Linked DNA regions of Mus musculus: regions 1 and 3 are each linked to region 2. Evidence: chromatin loops called from intact Hi-C (ENCODE). Cell type or tissue: left cerebral cortex. All regions are shown on one strand. Each heading gives the region's core, and the rest is flanking DNA. Links, peaks and the distances in the headings are about the cores only.

Evidence for each region. A loop is a pair of places that touch in the nucleus more often than their neighbours do. Peaks named below come from ENCODE experiments on the same cell type or tissue, not always from the same donor. Only the 100,000 strongest peaks of a DNase experiment are listed, where the experiment ranks them.
Region 1: it touches region 2 in a loop (3-fold over the local background); 3 of 42 quality-filtered maps call a loop at or near these places.
Region 3: it touches region 2 in a loop (1.9-fold over the local background); 2 of 42 quality-filtered maps call a loop at or near these places.

The regions. Positions count from the first base shown.
Region 1 is chr1:160,348,757-160,355,504 of GRCm38, forward strand. The region is part of intron 18 of Rabgap1l (RAB GTPase activating protein 1-like); the gene reads right to left. Among named protein-coding and RNA genes, the nearest start is that of Mir1927, 56 kb to the left of the region's middle. In left cerebral cortex, for the core only: a CTCF peak has its summit at 3,245; DNase peaks (open chromatin) are centred at 1,858, 2,582 and 3,251; H3K4me3 peaks cover 2,838 bases; H3K27ac peaks cover 2,994 bases.
Region 2 is chr1:160,288,684-160,295,431 of GRCm38, forward strand. The region is part of intron 19 of Rabgap1l (RAB GTPase activating protein 1-like); the gene reads right to left. Among named protein-coding and RNA genes, the nearest start is that of Mir1927, 3.9 kb to the right of the region's middle. In left cerebral cortex, for the core only: no CTCF peak of the experiment used is centred there; DNase peaks (open chromatin) are centred at 3,566, 4,068 and 4,986; H3K27ac peaks cover 1,662 bases.
Region 3 is chr1:160,360,912-160,367,659 of GRCm38, forward strand. All of the region lies in intron 18 of Rabgap1l (RAB GTPase activating protein 1-like), which reads right to left. Among named protein-coding and RNA genes, the nearest start is that of Mir1927, 68 kb to the left of the region's middle. In left cerebral cortex, for the core only: a CTCF peak has its summit at 4,072 (motif pointing left); a DNase peak (open chromatin) is centred at 5,823.

The sequences.
Region 1 (6,748 bases), core at 876-5,875, 60 kb after region 2:
ACTTGTGTAAGTACTTGATCTCCTGGGGGATTGTTCTTTACTGTCTGTACCTTTGAGAGGTAAACCACATAGATTCTAAATGCCTCTCACCGTCACACAAGCCTCGGCATTTAGTTCTCTCTGTGTCAATTAGGAACCATAAATAAAGCTCAAAGCACAAATCTACCACTCTGGTTGGATAAAGCATCGTTTACTTGCTTGTTTTTGGTTTTGTTTGTTGTTACATGAGGCCCTCTGCAGCACAGGCTGGCCTAGAACTCACTATGTAGCACAAGCTGATCGTTGGCTTCAGCCTCCTGAGTGCCAGGGTCATAGGGAAGCACAGCTATACCTGGCTTTGACTTTTATTTTTTTAAACTAATTTATAATGAAAAAATGTAGTGACATTTTACAATAAAATAAGTGATCTGTACATGTTTGTATGCAGTCATGTTTAAAACATGACTAAAAAGGCAGAGTCATGTCTTAAACTTGGGTCTTGGCCTCCTGGCTGGAAATGGACAGATACTGAAACTGCATGTGGCAGGATGCCTCTTAGGCCCACCATCAATCCTAAATCATTAGCCAGTCCAATAACACTGAGTTGAGCAACTAAGCCCATCCCCCACCCTTCCAGTATACAAGCTAAACTTTGAGTGGTAACTCTTTGGATAGCAGATCCCAATTCACAGCCACCATATAAATTAAAGGGATCCCCAAATATAAGCTACATACAACCAAGGGTTCTATCAATAATCTTTCAAGGGCAACTGTGTACAACAATGCCAGAGACTTCCAAATGATCACAAATACAGCTCAGTATATGTTAGTCACATACAGTTAGCACTATTGCCTAGGTTCTATAAGATAGAGTCCAAAAAGCCCGAGGGAAGCACTTACTTTAGATACATCATTTGACATCCAGATTTGCCTATCTGCAACATAGGGATATATGTAACCTCCCTAAGATCTCAAGTTTGGAAGCCCAACTCCCTGTGGATTTTATTGCTAATTAAATGTTTTTAACTAGAAGTTCAAATTTATCTCTAGTACAGATATGACTGTGAGACATCTTTTAAGCTATCAATTCATGTTTTTACTTCAAAATACTGAAAACTTGAAAGTAAAATAGGGTATACTAGGGACTGTGAAGTAATGATTAGAAACCCTTGAGTAGCCTTTAAGACTTGGAAATTTGCTACACCAAGACTCAGAGATGCAAGGAATTTGTCTAAATGTATATTAGCAGTTTCTAGTGCCAAAATTTCTGGATTTAAAAAAATAAAACTCATTTCTAATACATGAGGTTCTTCCTATTTTCTCCCTTGTAAATTAAACTGTTAATCAGGAAAGCAATGGTTTCACCTAGGCATTCAAACATATGTACTCATATTTGTAAAAATTCTTCCCTACATGGAAAAGAAATTGTCATATTTCTCAAATAACCTTCCTATAATTTTATACTGCTCATTACATCTAACTTCATCTTGCAATGATCAACCGACTTTTTCATGGTGGGAAATTTCTCATACACATGGCTACAGTATGTCTGTTATGATCAAACAGAAGAAATGGAGGAAGAGAAGTAAGAATTAAATCCAGTCAAATAAACACTGTACTGAAAAGATATGCATCTGAGAGAATCATATAAATCCAGAATAGCATTAAAATTCCATTTTACAACACAGATAATGCTGGTTTTGGTTTGTTGTTGTTGTTGTTGTTTTAATTTCCAATTACCAAATGATGGTATAGGACTACTGTAGACCAATTATATCACCCAACAGTTGCTAGGTACAGCTCTGGAACCACTGAAGAGAAACCCTGCCACAGCAATTATGGGTATTTAATTTTAACCCTTGGTAGGAAATGAAGAAGGCTGATTTTTCTCTTATTCCGAAAATAAAATAACAAACAGGCCAGACTTCTCAGACTCATAGAACAGACCCAGTAGCTGTACGCCGTTTTATAGACACATAGTTCAATCACCCTAGGAGAGAAACCTGCAATTTCTTACCCAAGGATTTTTAGATAATAAATCCCCACTTCCCAAATTTAATTGGCAATCCTAAGAGGAGGCTGGGAAGCCAGCCTCACATAGTCTAGATAGATGGCTATTTCTGTTGTAAAATTTAACCCTTTGGAGAAATAAATAACAGAACACCCACATCACGTTTTGGGGTTTTCTGGTTCATTGCTGAGGCTAGACAGCCTGAAAATGTTCCCCCCTCCTCCTTGCCACAGAGATAATGCCATCGATGTGACCCTCAGATCTGAGAAAAGAACCATAATTTCCTATAGCCAGTTAAGGAGTGGCATGGTCCAGGCTTCAAGGAAGCTACAGAGCAGTGGCCACTCAGCCCTCCTTCTCAGTAGAAAGGGTTGAAAGGGAAGAAATCAGGAACCCACAAGCCACCAGAGTGGCATTCCCATAGAGCACTACACAGACTCTCTACAAATTAAGTTCAATGAAAAACAATCTCACCGCCAGAAGCCGTGGCACAAACAGCCGATGCCCCATCCCCAGAAGTTCCAGCACTCGACATGCATACTCATTCACCAGCTTGCTCCTCTCGTCGTGCATGTCCTGGGACTTTTTGACAGGAGGTGTGAGCTTAGCAGCTGGGGCTGGGCAGGGCACCCCTTCTTCCATGAGCAGTAAATAGGTATCCAGAATGAGAAAGCTGGGTCTCTCATCCACAATCCTAAGAACTGCAGAGAGAGGGGAGCCAGGCTACGTCTCCCCAGGAGGATGCACAAAATGGTCTAGGATGGGAACTGTCAGCTAATGTCGCCACAAGAACAACATTTTGTCTAAATTATCAACTATGCACAAGCCCTGGAGCACACTAGAGAAGGAAATCAAAGGTTGCTGCAAATAAAAAATGGCAAAAGCAATTCAATCCTGGCAAAATAGCCAGGAGCGGAGCAGGAAGAGTTCAGATGCATGTGTCAAAATGGACAAGCTCAGAGGGCTCTAGCATGTGTGACTGAGAGAGGGAGAGGTGTGTGTGTGTGTGTGTGTGTGTGTGTGTGTGTGTGTGTGTGTGTGAGAGAGAGAGAGAGAGAGAGAGAGAGAGAGAGAGAGAGAGAGAGAGAGAGAGGATATCTGTGTACGAGCAGGCGAGCAGGCGAGGCGGCAGGAGCTGTAGCCAGGAAGCCAGGGCAGTTGTGAAGCTGCAAGGAGAAAAGGATGAGCTCATTGCAATCCGTGATTCCTGACAAGCAGCCCTGCCGCTGTTGCTGTCGCTGCCCGGTTACTGCTGCCGCCACCGCCACCGTGCTGCCTCTAGCTGTGAATCAGTAATGAAGGGGTAAGAAAGGAAGGGGAGCAAGCAGAGGGGGGAGGTAGGTGAATGAGCATGCAGAGCGAGTCTCAGGGGAGAATGCTGTAATAAGAAGCCAATGGCGAGCCATTGGACAGATAGGCTTTCCCCTCCCAGTCCACCTTCAATCAGCGTTAGTCTGACAGTTTATGCTGTTGAATCCCAAACACACAGACAGATGAACTAGCTCTTCCTAAGATGTGATGCTAACAGTAAAATCAGACAGACAGACAGCTAAAAGGCTGACCCTATTCACTCTTGCTTTCTAGCAAGAACAGACAGAAATCTTATCTTATGCCCTGTGTTCAAACTGGGAAGCTACAATCCTTGTCACATTACTGAAATCTCCAGACAAGATAGGTGTTAGGGTAAAATGACAGAATGTGAACAGAAGAGCACGAACCAGCATTCGGTGACACGCCCTCAGGCTGGAGTGTTTATGAACAGACTGACTTACTAATTGCAGGGCATACAGGAGCAGTATAGCACAGTGGGAAGGCTGGCCACGTTTATATACATGTAATGCTGAAACACAAAAGCCTACACAGCATAATACTGAGGAATATTTAGTAACTGTTAAAGTTGAAATTCTCAAAACCAAGTAACTTTCATATGCCACAGACCTTTATAAACAGCAGGGTTTTTTGGGTGTTTTGTTTTGTTTTGTTTTGTTTTTTGAGACAGGGTTTCTCTGTGTAGCCCTGGCTATCCTGGGACTCACTCTGTAGACAAGGCTGGCCTCGAACTCAGAAATCCGCCTGCCTCTGCTTCCCAAGTGCTGGGATTAAAGGCGTACACCACCACGCCCAGCTTATAAACAGCAGTTTTAAACACCAATTTAATTCTGATGCTCTATTAGATAAAACAAAATATAGTTTTGAACATCTCTGATCAAATAAATGCTTCCCCAATGAGGCTGCTAACACTAGGAATTAAGCATAGTTTAAAATTTCTAAATTTCCAAACTAGATAGTGATGGTCCACACCTATAATCCCAACATTCAGGAGGCTGAGGATCTCTGAGTTCCAGGACAACCTGGTCTACAGAGTGAGTTCCAGGACAACCAGACCTACACAGGGAACAGAAACCCTGTCTTGAAAAACGAACATACATACGCACATACATACATATGCAAATCTCCAAGATAAAGTAAACAATCAATTGTAGCAGAATGGAGGCAAAAGCACAATATTACCTTCAGGATAGTTGCCTAATGTTATCTTAACAATGTGTCCTGGGTCCAAGTGTCCTGGCCCCTTGTTTTTGTAGCTGATCTCTTAAAACAGGCACTAGTATTTTATATAAAGTTTTATCATGGTACAAGAAGTAAAGCTAACAGAAAGATTTTGCTGACAGGACCTGATATAGCTGTCTCTTGTGAGGTTATGCCAGTGCCTGGCAAATACAGAAGTGGATGCTCAGTCATCCACTGGATGGAGCACAAGGTCCCCAATGGAGGAGCTAGAGAAAGTACCCAAGGAGCTAAAGGGGTCTGCAACCCTATAGGAGGAACAACAATATGAACTACCTAGGACCACCCCCCCTCCCCGAGATTGTGTCTCTACTTGCATATGTAGCAGAGGATGGCCTAGTCAGCCATCATTGGGAAGAGAGGCGCCTTGGTCTAGCAAACTTTATATGCCCCAGTACAGGGGAATTCGAGGGCCAGGAAGCAGGAGTGGGTGGGTAGGGGAGCAGGGTGCGGGGAGGGTATAGGGGACTTTCCGGATAGCATTTGAAATGTAAATGAAGAAAATATCTAATAAAAATTGTTTTTGAAAAAAAAAAGTAAGGCTAAGAGGGCATCCCAAATGTCCCCGTTCCCCGCCCCCCCCACACACACACTTTCTTTCCCCTTGAGTCAGCATTTCCTACTCTAGCTCAAAAGAGCTGCCAATCTGGATGTAATCAAATGGAACTTAACTTTCTGACAAGTCCCTGTAATCCAAATAATAGAGAGAGAGTAACTGTGGTTCTAGTGGGCTATTATCCTTTTAACAAAACATTGATTTGTTGCCAAATCTTAAGCAAAGAAGATAAAAACAAAACATTAACATCCGACTGGGCATGGAGACACTCATCTACCATCCTAGCACTTGAAATGTTCAAGGCCAGGCTAGGCTACAAAACAACACCCTGACTCAAAAAAGAGGGGTGGCTGATGATGTAATTCTATGGTAGGACACTTGCCTAACATGAGCAAGGCCCTTTGTACATAACCATTTATGTATGTAGTAACAACTAATGAAAAAGGAAGCCGTGAATTTGAAAAGAGGAAGGAGGGAATGTATAAGAGTGTTTGAAAGGGAAGGGAAGTAGGGTATGATAGACTTGAACTATACTCTCACAATATAAATAATAAAAGTACAGATAAAAACAGAAAACCTTTTATAAAGTACAATTCTTACCATGAAAATTATTGGATATTGTATGTGTGTGTGTGTATGTGTTTATGTGTGTATGTGTGTGTGTGTGTGTGTGTGTATAGTTTATGTGTTATGTGTACATATTTTAGTTTCCTAAGGTTTGGAGGAAACCTTTATTGGGCTGATTAGGATGAGACATCTTGTGTTAGAACTAGAAAACTAAGGAAGAAATTCTGGGTATTTCATACTCTACATACACATGGCACGCTGGGTGGGTGGGGTTCACATTTCACATTAAGACAGTGCTACTAAAAGTGATTGTGAAAAGCGCTGTCATAAACCATTCAGAACACAACATTCTGGCTTGGAGGAAAAGGAAGAATGCAGTGCCTTCTAAGCTTATAGGAATTTTTTTTGCAAAGTCTTCCCAACATATCCCAGGTGGGTCCTGAACCCTCTCTGTATGTAGGCTGGCCTTGGTCCTCTTGCCTCTGCCTTCATGTTCTAGAATTATAGATGTATGTAACTATATCAGGCTTATAATAGTTCATATAATCTTTCTTTAAAAGGGCACAGACATATTTCAACTCAAATGACTTGTTATCAGAGAACACTTCAGTATGTTTTTCCCATAGAAACTAGAAATGATAAAAAATTCCTTCAAATATTCTGGTAAAAAGAAGTAAAAATGAATCAAATCATTGTAGAGCTAAATGATTTGATTCTGATGCTTACAAAATAAATGTTAAGTAGTAAATGCAATAATGAAAATATAGTATCAGTAAGAAAAATACTTAGAAAGTTTTGGTAGATTTGATAAAGACTACATGAGAGTCATTCTAACAGACAGTCATGGACCTCAGTTTCCCAAATATCCCTACCACACTGTTCCTCAGGAATCCACCATGCATGCCGTCAGTTTCCCACACTGTTCTTCAGGAATCCACCATGCACGCCGTTAGTTTCCCACATTTTACCTTAGTCTTATTTTCAGTTGACCTTTGGGATAGAATCCTTGTCAATACCAAGAAAAGTAACTATTCTAGAGCACCATTCAGGTAAGCAGAAGACTGGAT
Region 2 (6,748 bases), core at 905-5,904:
TTACACATAAACTGAAATTAAATTTATAATATACTTAAAGATATAGCTGTTTGACTGTCACTCATCACAGAAGGTCAGGAATAGAATCTTCCGCTGTTAACGACATGTCAGTATTTGGAAAAGGTTAGATTTTGTAGCATTTTGGACTTCAGGTTTTCAGTTTAGAGATGGCGATTCTATGTCAATCAGTTGTCCTCTACCTCCTACATGAATATTTCCTCCCCCGGTGACCCTGCTATACATCTAACATCCATCAGTGACTACTCAGATTCACAGTACAGCTGTGGAAGGCCGCTCTCAACATCAGCACTGATCAAACCATAAACCTCATGAAGACAGGAGCCAAGTGGATCTCACTATTGTCTTTACTCTTAGTATTAATGCATCACTGAGCAAAGTAAATAAGTATTTTATTATTAAAAAGCTTAAGTTTCACCTGGCAGTGGTGGCGCACACCTTTAATCCTAGCACTTGGGAGGCAGAGGCAGGCAGATCTCTATGAGTTTGAGGCCAGCCTGACCTACAGAGCAGCCAAGGATACACACACAGAGAAACCCTGTCTGGAAAAACTGAAGAAATGACAATCCAGAGAATGCCCAACCTGGGGAATCCATCCCATATACAATCACCAAACCCAGACACTTTTGTGGATGCCAACACGTGCTTGCTGACAGAAGCCTGCTATAGCTGTCTCCTGAGAGGCTCCACCAGTACCTGACAAATACAGAGGTGGATGCTCGAAGCCTACCATTGGACAGATCACAGGGTCCTCAATGGAGGAGCTAGAGAAAGGACCCAAGGAGCTGAAGGGGTTTACAGTTCCATAGGAGAAACAACAATATGACCTATCCACTACCCCCAGAGCTCCCAAGGAATAAACCACCAACCAAAGAAAACACATGGTGGAACTTGTGGCTCTAGCTATATTTGTAGCAGAGGTTGGCCTAGTTGTTCATCAATGGGAGGAGAGGCCCTTAGTCCTGTGAAGGCTCTATGCCCCAGTATAGGGGAATGCCAGGGCCAGGAAGTGGGAGTGGGTGGGTTGGTGAGCAGGGGGAGGGGGGGGGGGAGAAACCAGGAAACGGGATAACATTTGAAATGTAAATAAAATATCTAGAAAAAAAAACAGAAAAAAGAAAAACAATAACAGAAAAAAAAAGAGGGAGGGAGGGAGGGAAGGAAGGAGGGGGGAGGGGAAAAAAAGAAAGAAAAAAAGAAGCAAAAAAGGAAGAAAAAAGCTTAAGTTTCAGTTTTATTAAGCTTATAAGACTGAAAAAGAAACAGGCCACATTATAGACGCTATAAATAAACATGCTTGCTCTGGAACAAAGCTTCTTTCTCTTACACAGTCACACAGACATTTTGGAGTTTGGACAAGTACAGCTATTTTGTTATTCAAATACCCTAGAGAAAGTGAATAAAAGTTTAATAACAATGGCAATCATCGTTAAAACAAAAGTTACCTTCAACAGCCATGCTTCAATAACCCAGGAAATTATAATTATAGGTTTGACATCTAACTTATCACCTTTTCAGAAACTGCTCAAGAGTAAAAATGTCCAGATTCTGAATATCAAAGTGATATATAATCAGAAGAATATTGAATATAGTATCCAATGCGTGCGTGCAAAGCACAATTGCTATGCACCTGGAATAAGAATGAATAGCACAGACTCGCAGCTTGGCAGCCTGTGCCTAAATGCTGCTTCCACTTCTCAGCACTGTGACCTTGAAGTTACTTAATAAACTTCCTTTACAAAGGACCTCCCTCATGAAGTTACTGTGCAGATGAATTCGCAGAACGTGCTCTTCTTTTCATTCTGAACATGCACCGCTGTCAAGACGCTCGCTCTCACCAACTGTCAGAGAAATGCAGATGAGAACCACACCAAAACATCACCTCACCCCAGTGAGAACGCTGTTATCAAAAGGGTAGGAAAGAGCAAACACAGGCAAGGGCCTAGAGAAAGAGAACCTTACACACTGCTGCTAGGCGCGAGAATCCATGCAGCCATTATGGAAAACAGTACTGAGGTTTCCCAAAAACTTAGACAGAGCTACCATACGATCCAGCAATTCTACTACTGAGCATACACCCAAAAGGGATGAAATATTTATAGTAATAAAACAAATACCCCCATATTTATCATAGCACTAGTCAAAATAGTCCAAATATGAAATTAATCTAGATGTTTTTCAAGGGATGAATGAATAAGTTACATATATATATATATATATATATATATATATATATATATATACACACACATATACATACATATATATGTATATTTACATAATATAATGCTACTTGGCCAAGAAATAATGAAATCCAAATATTTTCAATATTTTGTTAAGTCCCACTGAGAGTTGACAGACAGTTTATTAAAAACTTAACAAAGTAAATTATTTTCTCTCAGTTACTTATTTACTCAATTTTAGTAGAATGTCTGTCATGTTTTAGCCTTATACGGATGGAGCAAAATTCCTTGTCTTTTGGCAGAAATGTGTTCAACAACCTGTGTCTAATGTCCACAGCAACAGCCCTCATTTGTACCAAATGTAGTCCTCTAAGTTTCATCGTTTTCTTGAACAAAATATCTTATTACATTTTAATTTATTGTATGTACGTGCCCACACACATGCACACATGTGTGAGTATTACTCTCTGCACAGAGGTAGGACCTGAATTCAGACCATCAGACTTGGTGACAAGCACCTTTACCCACTGACTCATCTCTCCATTCCCCAAGCTTCAGGCCTAACAATAATCAGGAAGAAGGTGAATTCACTATAAGGCGAATCTCAGGAGAAAAAGGAACTTCAGAGAGCTTAGTCAACTCAGTAAACTATATAGAGCTCTTTTCTAGCCTGTGATCATATTCTCGTCTCTGTACGTTCTCATCACTGTGAAAGCTGTTCACTAAAACACCTAGTACTCGTGTGTCGTTCTTCAATGACAGGTTATACCTTGTTTCTCAAGGTAATACGATATTGCTCAAATCTTTGAAGAGTTCAAGTCAATGACAATTTGAATTACACATTTATAGGTGACATTAATACTTTAAGTGGGAGATGTATTTAAAAGAAGGAAGCTAAGCAGCTCACATTCAAGAGCGAAGGCAATTTGCACTTTTCAGGTAGTAGCAATAAAAATGATCCTTTCACATGAAGGGACTGAATTAATGTAATTGTGATTACTGGGCTAGAGTACTCTACAGAGAGTCTGAGGTCACACTTTGATTATTTGGAAGAGCTACACTGAGTCTTCAGATTTATTACATATTATATAGTTCTCACACTGCCTTGGATATATGGAATTTCAGATCATTAAATTGCCACCATCTATTAGACTGAAGAACTACAGTAACAGATAACTGAGAATGTTCACCGAAGACCTCTGCTCTCCCACAATCCTCCCCTCATTGTAGTTCCTAGAATAAAAATGGAAGGAGTGACTGGCAGGTGCCTCAGTGCCCTTCTCTAACAGTAGGATGCATATGTTCAGTCAGGACATTACTGCTGTGGACATATTTTTAACTCCTACACTCTAAGAACAGCCTTATGAAGGATGTGCCACCAACTGTTCCAACAGACTGCAAGTGCAGCACTTGGCTGTTAACAACATTAGGATTATTCCAGAAAAGGACTTTTGAGTCTGAACAACAAAGTCTAACTCCACAAACCTTCACATTCTTCTCTGCATTCTGTGATATTGCCCAGGTTAGGAAGTGTTTGCTAGCGAAGTGTTTCCCAAACAAAATGCACATACATTGAAACCTACCTCACATAAAACACAAACACACACACAAATGAAACCTACCAAGGGTTTGCAGTAGGTTCTTAAAGACAATTAACATGGAGCCGTCCTTTCTGCCTCTGAAAGGCACCTGCACATTTAAGAAGTCCCTCACTGTATAGATCTCGATGAACAGTTACACCTCGGTTTATAGAGTCATATGGATGGAGTTCTTAAATTTCTTTTTAGAAAGAATCATAACAATCTCTTTACAAATAAGTATCTTTAAACTGTGAATCACACCTATAATCCCAGCAGTCACGGGGCTGAAGTAAGAGGCCCACCATGATTTTGAAGCCAGTCTCAAATGAGCTTAACTCAATGTTAGACTAAAAATTCTCATGACTACTACCCACTTTCTCATTTCTTTTTAGCCTTCCTCAGCTGCAGTTAGAAGTTAAATTTCCCATGCATGCTCCTGGAAGTGCTATGATTCTGTCTAGAATGCTTTTCTTTCCAACATCCTAACAAATTCATTTGTTTTGTTTGTTTTTCCTTTAAAATAATGCTCAGAACTGCTAGCCAGTGGTGGTGAAACACCTTTAATCCCAGCACCTAGGAGACAAAAGCAGGCAGATCTCTGAGTTTGAGGCCAGCCTGGTCTACAGAGCAAGTTCCAGGACAGCCAGGGCTACATAAAGAAGCCTTGTCTTGAAAAACCAAAAAATAAAAAAATTTAAAAAGCTCAGAACTAGAAAAAAAAAATCAGTAAAAAAGAGCCAGGCGTAGTAGCGCATGCCTTTAATCCCAGCACTCAGGAGGCAGAGGCAGGCGGATTTCTGAGTTCGAGGCCAGCCTGGTCTATAGAGTGAGTTCCAGGACAGCCAGGGCTACACAGAGAAACCCTGACTCGAAAAACACGGAAAAAAAAAAAAAAAAAGAAAGAAAGCTCAGAACTGAAAACTGAAATAGGCATGAGAAACCATTACTGGTAGATATATTCACCAATGCAACTTTGACAGAGAACAATGTAGCCTAATGGGTTTTGTTAAATGCTGTTTATTGGCACAGGGTCTCACTATGCAGCCCATCATCTCTTTATTCATTCCCTAGAAACACTGCCTGCTGACAGTGCCGGGAACTACTGTAGGCAGAGTGGGGAAATAAACAACCCACATGGAAAATGAATTTCAGCACATAACTTAGAAAGGGAAGCAGGAGATACCATTTCAGGGAGGCCTGAAGGGACAGCACGTGACAGGAACAACCAGGCAAAGTGACTCACTCACATCTCCAACGCTGTTCCATCATCAGCTCAGTTGCTTGCACTGTTGTCTCTCCTACTGATTGTCATCTGCTTGAAGGTCTCTGAACCCTCAAAACAATGCTATGTGCTACACAGGAGGAGGGTAAATGAACCACCAACAAATAAGTGTGTAATACAAATAACCACTATCTCATCTTTTAATTAAGCTAAGCTAACAGGTAAGAACACAGCTACATGACTCCATCACTGGTTTTATATGAATTTGATACACAGATCTAAGACTAGAAAAATAGAAAAAGTTATTTAAGAATAACTTTACAGGTACAAAGAGTATAGTGCTTGCCCAGAAAGTACAACACCTGGGGTTCAATCCTCAGCACGACTAAATGAATTAATTAACCTTTACTTCTTATGTGCATAAATGCTGACAGATGTTTGTCATGAATACACAGTAGACCAATAATTACTATTCTTACACGATTCTTTATTGGTTTCCAGTATCCTATATTGTTCACTGGAGTATATATGGTATGTACAGTGCATACCATGCTGGGATGGAGAAAAATGGGAAATAAAACTAAACACAACTCTTGCTCTCGTACAGAGATTAACAATGAAACACACACAAACACACACACAAATGTTATCTGCCAAAGAAACACACAGAAACCACACGAAAAAGGTTTGATTAAGATTTCTCCTAGCCAGTTATAACGTTACAGGAAAAGAAAGGTATCTAAAACTGTTGTTTCGGATGATAGAAATGAGAGAATTCACTATCTGTGAGCTAAGATAGAAAAATAATCTATTCCTCTGAAACTCTAATGGAATTTATCAGCTTTCAGTTATAAATATTGGTAAGAATATACTATATTATTTCTAAGTGGTCACTAATAAGTACTACAAATATTTTAAGTCACTCTGGAAGCAGTGCTTGTATCTCAAAATACTATTTATATTTTTTACTTTTGGCATTGAGGTAGTCATCAGACTTACTAACACATTTTGCTATCTACTATATTAATATATTAATAAAGAATCATATGTCATAATGTCATAAATTTGGCTATTTGCTTTGATCAATGTATTCCAATATCATTAGTTTACTACGTAGCCTTATGTACATCCTATATTTAAAAATATTTTCTTGCTCAAGGTCCACAGGCCTAACCAGACTGCCAAAGAACTCTGTGACTCCACAGCTACTGAGAATCCCTGGACTACAGAACTGGGCCTTGTTGAAAAAACAGCATTGGTTCCTAGAGCTTCATTGGCAAGGCTGCTGTTCATAATTACTTTTGGAAGAGATAAGAAAGAAAGGTGCCAATTCACTGAAAAGTTTCAGGAAAAATGACAGGAAAACTGATGGAACTGGATATGATCATGCTAAATGTAATAAAACAGACATATTTTTCCTCCCTATGCAGAATCTAGATTTATTTTTAAAAAATAGAGCAAAAATGGGGATACGCAGGAGGATGCAAAAGCAAAGGGAATGAATGGGGTGAGGGAGTCTGAGCAAAGTACGATGACATAGGTGCACAAAAATCTCAAAAAAAGATCCACATTCCAGAAGGAATGGGCGTGAAATGTTTATATATTTATAAACATAAATATAATAGGTAGCAAAAACATTTAGTACAAATATCAGTAATATTATTAGGGATAAATTATCATAAACACATAATCTCATTGTAAAAAGCTTTTAAAAATGATTCTAAAAGCAATTTAGAACCTAATTG
Region 3 (6,748 bases), core at 1,127-6,126, 72 kb after region 2:
GTGATCCTTTAAGATAGACTAGCATCTCGTTCTTACTAGCATCTATGTATGTGTTTTGTTACTATGAAAATAATGGGTATTGTACTAATCTTGTAAACTGCTAATTTTCTCACTTTCTTCCGGTTCATCTCCAAGTATCCATTAAACTGGCAATCTATGACATCTTTTAGGCTGTGTGGAATGCCAGTGCGAGTTTAGCAGCTGTCACAGTGAGAAATAATATTTTCTGTAAGGGAGTTAGTTATATGGGTCAACTCCTGTATTACAAGTGAATTTGTCTCTGCAAAATGAACATGTCAAGATGGAGACTTTCATTTTTTTTTTAAGTGGAAAAGTCCAAAGTTGTAATACGGTGTACAGCCCCTTCATACTCCAGTCTACCAACGCATGCTCATTCACTCACAGCTTCAAATGGATGTATTGGAATTCAGAGTTAGCAAAAAGAAAAAGTACAGCAAGAGTGGAAGTGAAGTTTCCTTTAGCCTTCTGGTGGTGACCACTCTGGCCCTCTCCCTGTGAGTGGAGTGCCTGAGCACATTCAGCACTGCACAGCTGTGTCACAGGAGTGCACGAGCAAGAGTGCATGTGGGTCTCCCTACTAATGGGCTCTTCTACTAATGGGCTTTTCCTCCTGAATAGGGCATAATATAGCAATCTGCACATCAAATAACTAAAAGTGTGGATAAATTCTTTCTCCTTTCTTATATGGGGGACTATGATAAGAACCATGAACTATGCTAAGGACACATCGCTAACGTGTTAATATGCACTGACACATTTAATCTGAATAATTAATTGTGCCCATTTCATTCAGGGAGCATCTGAGCTCAGAACATTAAGTGATTTGACTGAGGTCATATAGCTAGTGACGGGCTGAGGTTATGTTACTCCATAATATGGCATCTTGGATATTTTGGAACGAAGTGTTTGGGAGGTATTGGGAGAATGTTTTGCCACCATGTAGTAAAAGCAAGCTGACTTCCACCAGAGAGGTCCTTTCTAAGGTCAGAGGATCACATCTCTGTGCAGTCAGGGTATGCTGAGAGAGCCTACTCAACAGGCCTTCCTAAATTTTCCTTGAAATTACCATTCTTAGTTCATACCTTTTTTCCTGGTAATATTTTCTCTAGTCCTCTACTCTTTACCAAATACAGCATAAGAATGCTTGAGTCTGGGCTGGAGAGATGACTAAGCAGTTAAGAGCACTGACTATTTTTCCAAAGGTCCTGAGTTCAATTCCCAGCAACCACATGGTGGCTCACAACCATCTGTAATGGGATCTGATGCCCTCTTCTGGTGTGTCAGAAGACAGCGTACTCCTGTCCATAAAATAAATAATTCTTTTTTTTTTTTTTTTTTTTTTAATGTTTGAGTTTAAACATTCCTCTAGGTCCTTGTTTCCTTATAAAGGATCCTGTGTGATATAATTTTTTGGATTTTGGGGGGTTTTGGTTTGTTTGTTTGTTTTTGTTTTTCAAGATAGGATTTCTTTATGTGGCCTGACAGTCCTGGAACTCACTCTATAGACCAGGCTAGCCTTGAACTCAGATCTGCCTGCCTCTGCATCTCAAGTGCTGGGATTAAAGGTATGGGCCACCACCACCTGGCTATGATATAATATAATAAAAACCACATTATTTGCATGTTTTTCTCTTTTTGATCTTTTCCTGTCTGTCCCTGTGAAGAGAATTTAGAAGGGTAAGAGGAAAGCTGCTTCTCTTCCCATGTAAACAAATAATAGCTGCAACTACAGAAAACAGCTAAATGTTTGGAACTTATTTGAGTTATTTAAACAATGAAGGAAGTGGAGTTAACAGGTTGGGTCCTAGAAAGTAATCTGGTTGACATGACAGTTATAAAACTACTGAGGAATACTGAAGGGCCATGGCATTTTGGTTCTGATAGAAAAGATAAATGCAGAAGAAGACAGTTAAGACTCTATTAAGGAGTAATGTCTACAACACATGATCTTATCCAGGCTTTCTTTCTTTTTTCTTGTTACTAAGAAGACTTATTTTAAAATGTTAAAAATAGAATTTTTTAAGGAAAAAAATTCACCTCTTTCCCTAGTCCATAATGTTTCAGAGCAGAGTTTTTCAATATTTGGATCTAGGAACATTGGGTTTTTATTCTTCTAGGGCCACTGAAGTTCTAGGATTTCGAGTTCTCTTACTTCTGTTTTTTGAGTGCTCAGATCCAACTGGACTTAAAAGGCAATGACTTAAAGGAAAATCAAGATGTGGCCTTATGGAGTTCCACACAGGCGTGAAGAATATAATAAAAGAACTGTTTTTGAGAAAGGGTTTCTCTGTGTGGCCCTGTCTATCCTAGAACTTACTCTATAGATCAGGCTGTCCTCAAACTCTCAGATCTGCCTGCTTCTGCCTCCCAAATGCTGGGATTAAAGGCATGTAATACCATGGCCAGCTAAGAATATATTAAAATATTTAAAAAAAAAAAACTGAGAAAGCCCAATCTTATAAGAATGACCAGGTCTCTCCTCATATACAGGCAGGCAGATGCCCTGCTGGAACTCTGTCTACAGAGTCCAAGCTAACTGACTTGATGGTTCCAGGAAGTGGGAGTCTCACTGGGAGTCAATCCCTTTCCCTGCCTCCCACCTGGGAGTTAGAACACCTGGCTATAGGATCACGCTGTGCAGTCCCTAAGCACCCTGTGGTCAAAAGCATAAAAAAAGAAACCACTCCTGCCTTGTGGGCTCTGGTTCCCTTTGAAGGCCCCAGCATGCTGGGTCTGTCTCAGGTGCTGGGATCTCAATTATCCTCTGAGCTACACCATGCTCTTGACCTTTTGTTTGTCTGTAAACAGGGTCAACAGCTCTTCTAACAATCTCCTTGTTTTCCAGCAATCCACCATAGTGTCTTCTTGAACCTCCTTTCCCATCCAAACTCTCACAAAGTCAAAGGCCATAATGGTCTGTAAGATAATCTAGGATCATTGATGTTCTTAAACATTAGCTGTTTTTTCCCTGCCTTGATGTCATATTTCCCATCAGACATTAAATGATGACAGAAATATAAATAAGGGATTCCAAGGTCAAGAGCAATGCCAACAAAGTCCCAGGTGCCTTTCACCTTCACGTCCAGCAAACACTTACTGAGCTGATAAATAAAAGAATCTCATATAATACTCACCCATAAGTTTTCTAATTATTTGATTTAAATTTGTCAAGCAAAGTAAATAGTAAAATAAATATATAAGTTTTCAACAAAAGGGTACCAAAGTGCAAGAAAGAATAAAAATGAAGGGAACCCTTCCTATTCATTCTACAACGTCTGCATACCACACACCCAAGCCAGATAAAAATGTGACAAAAAAAAAAAAAAAAAGAAAGAAAGAAAGAAAGAAAGAAAGAAAGAAAGAAAGAAAGAAAGGAAGAAAGGAAGAAAGAAAAGAAAAATATAGACAATCATCTCTGGATATAGATGCAAAAAATCTCAAAAAATACTATCAAATAAAAATCAGTAGATTTTATTGCATCTAAAAGAAATTTTATATAATCATGAAGTTGATTTATCCCAGGGGTAAATGTTTCCATATATAAACATGAAGAAACAATACATTATAGCAACACAATGAAGGATGAAAGTCATATCATGATCCCAGAACACAAAAAAAGCATCTGATGAAGATTAATAATGGTTCATGTTGAAAACCCTGTAAAAATTCAGTACAGAAGGAATGGACCTGAATACAAGAAGAGATATCTATGATATCTTACATAACTTACATCATTTAAATTGGAAGAGGATATTGGCTTTCTAATATCAAGTACAAGACACAGATGTCCACTTAACCACTTTTATTAAATAAAATGTTAGAAGCATTAGCCATAGCAAAAGGACAAATGAAAGAAACAGAGCATTCAAGCAGGGAAGGAGGATCTTAATGGTCTTTGCAGATGACATGCTTTTCTATATAGAAAAGTCTAGCGGGGGCTGGAGAGATGGCTCAACAGTTAAGAGCACTGACTGCTCTTCTAGAGGTCCTAAGTTTAATTCCCAGCAACCACATGGTGGCTCACAACGATCTGTAATAGGATCTGATGCCCTCTTCTGGTGTGTTTGTGAACAGCTACAGTGTACTCATAAACTTAAAATAGATAAATCTTTAAAAAAATTAACTGGAAATAAAAAAACCCTACAGACTCCACTAAAAAGCTATTAGAACATGTAACAAATTGAGAAAAGTCACAGAGTGCAAAATTCACCATATATAAATCAGTAGTTTTTTCTATAGCAATAAATAAAAACTGTTGAGACAATTTCATTCGCCATAGTTAATAAAAACAGAAATCCAGGCATAAACTTAATTCATGGACGCTACAATGCAAACAAGAAAACACTGATGAAATACATTAAGGAAAACACATATACAAAACTGGGCTGGTACTCCATGTCCATGGACTGGAATGATACTGTCAAAATGCCCATACTAGGCCAGGAAATTCACATATTCAATGACATTTCTATAAATTTCAATGACATTCTTCATCGGTTTAGGAAAAAAAAATCACAAAATTAATGAGGAGGGAACAAATATCCTGAAATAATCAAGGCATGTTCAGCAGAGAGAACAAAGCTGGGAGCATTTATAGCACCTAACTTTAGTAGATACTACAGAGCACTAGGAACCAAAGCAATGGAACACTGATGTAAAAGCAGAAAAAACCAAACAAATAAAGAGAATCAAATATCACAAAATAAATCCACATCTGAGCCAAATGATTGTAACAAAGATGGAAAGAACATACTCTTGAGAAAAGAGTACCTTCGATAAATGGCGTTACAGTGCTAAGGAGATGATAGTTCAGTTAGTGTGGTGGTTTGACTAAGAAAGGCCCTCAAGACTAATATTTAAATGCTTAGGGAGTGGCAGTAGGAGGTGTGGCCTTGAAAGAGGAAGTGTGTCACTGAGGGCGGGTTATATACATATACATATACATATATATATATATATATATATATATATACACACACACACATATATTATACATATATATAATATATATATAATATATATATAATATATATATATCACTTCTTATGTCTCACCATATGAAAAAATAGTCAATTCAAACTTACATGTAACACTAGAAACTCTAAAATCCCCTGAGAGCAACAAAACGAAAGAGAACAGCTTTAAGACACTTGAGTTGGGACGAATGCTTTTTGGTATTTGACTTCATATATAGGCAACAGAACCAAAACCTGACAAAGGCTATCCCATCATGTGAAAATGCTTCTGAACAACAAAACAAACAATTGAGAGAGACAGGAGAACATACAGAATGAAAAAAAATACTTATTAGACTACTTATCTGGCTGGAATTAATCTCCAGGGCACATAAAGAATATATACAACTCAACATAAATAAAGCCGAAGAATTCAATTAAAGATGGTAAATGACATAGACATTTATAAGACCACATGAAAATAACCAAAGAGACATGGAAAAGTTCAAGCTCACTAGTCATTGTAAGTCAGGCCATAGTAAGATGTCATCTCACCAGTTAAAATGACAACTATGAAGCAGATAAACATAAACAGGGGCTATGATTACTTGCTGTTCTTGCAGAAGACAGCAGTTCCCATCTCAATACTCATACAGGAGCTCAGAGCTGCCTGTAATTCCACCCTCTTCTGAAGCCTCTTCTAGCCTCCAAACGCACCTGCCCTCATGCACACATACTTCAAGACAGAGTTTATCAATAGAAATAAAACATTTAAAAAAGGAACAAACGCTGGTGCAGCTGTGGAGAAGGTGGAGCTCTCATATACTGTTGGCAGAAACATAAATCTGTGTCTCCATTATGGAAAACACTGTGCAGGGTCTCAAAAAACCATAAAAATAGAACTAACATATGATCCACTCCTGGTATACAGCCAAGAGAATAGAGATCTGCATGCATAAGTGACATCTGCACTACAATGTTTTTTGAAGAACTAACTATTCACAGGAGCCAAGATATGACATCAACCTAAGTGTATATCAAATGATGAGTGTATAAAGAAAAATGTCACACACGGACACAGGCACACACACACGGACACACACACACACCAGAATATCATTTGGTTCTAAAAATAACAACAACAATAACAACCCCCAAACCAAAATTCTATCACCTACAGCCATGTGACTGAAGTGCTAGAGGTTGTGAAGTAAGTAAGCATGGAAAGACAAATATCATGTGTCCTCATGTACATGTAAAAGCCAAGATGATCTTTTCAAAAACGTTGTGAATAGAACAGTGGTACCAAAGCTAGGTTTGGTGTCATATGCATGCCCGTAACTCCAGCACTTGGGATGTGGAGCCAGCTGGATTACGAATTTAAGGATAGCAGTGTGGGCTTCATAAACACACACACATACACAAATAAAATAAAATCTGTTCTTTCTTTCTAATAATATTTTTATTCACTTTGCATCCTGATTGCAGCCCCCTCCTCTTCTCTCTGTTTCCCCCTTACAGGTCCCTCCCCCATTGCTCCCTCCTCTTCTTCTTAGAGAAAGGGAACCCCCTTGGGTACCAACCCACCCTGGGACATCTAGTCCCAGTCAGGACTAGGCACATCCTCTTCCGCTGAGGCCCAACCAGGCAGGTCAGGTTGGGGGAGAAGGATGCAATGGTAGGAGACAGAGGAAAACCTGTTCTCCAAGTACTTAAGCGGCGGCCACCTACAATTTCTTTGAGTTCAGGGTTCCCATAAACATGCGAATACT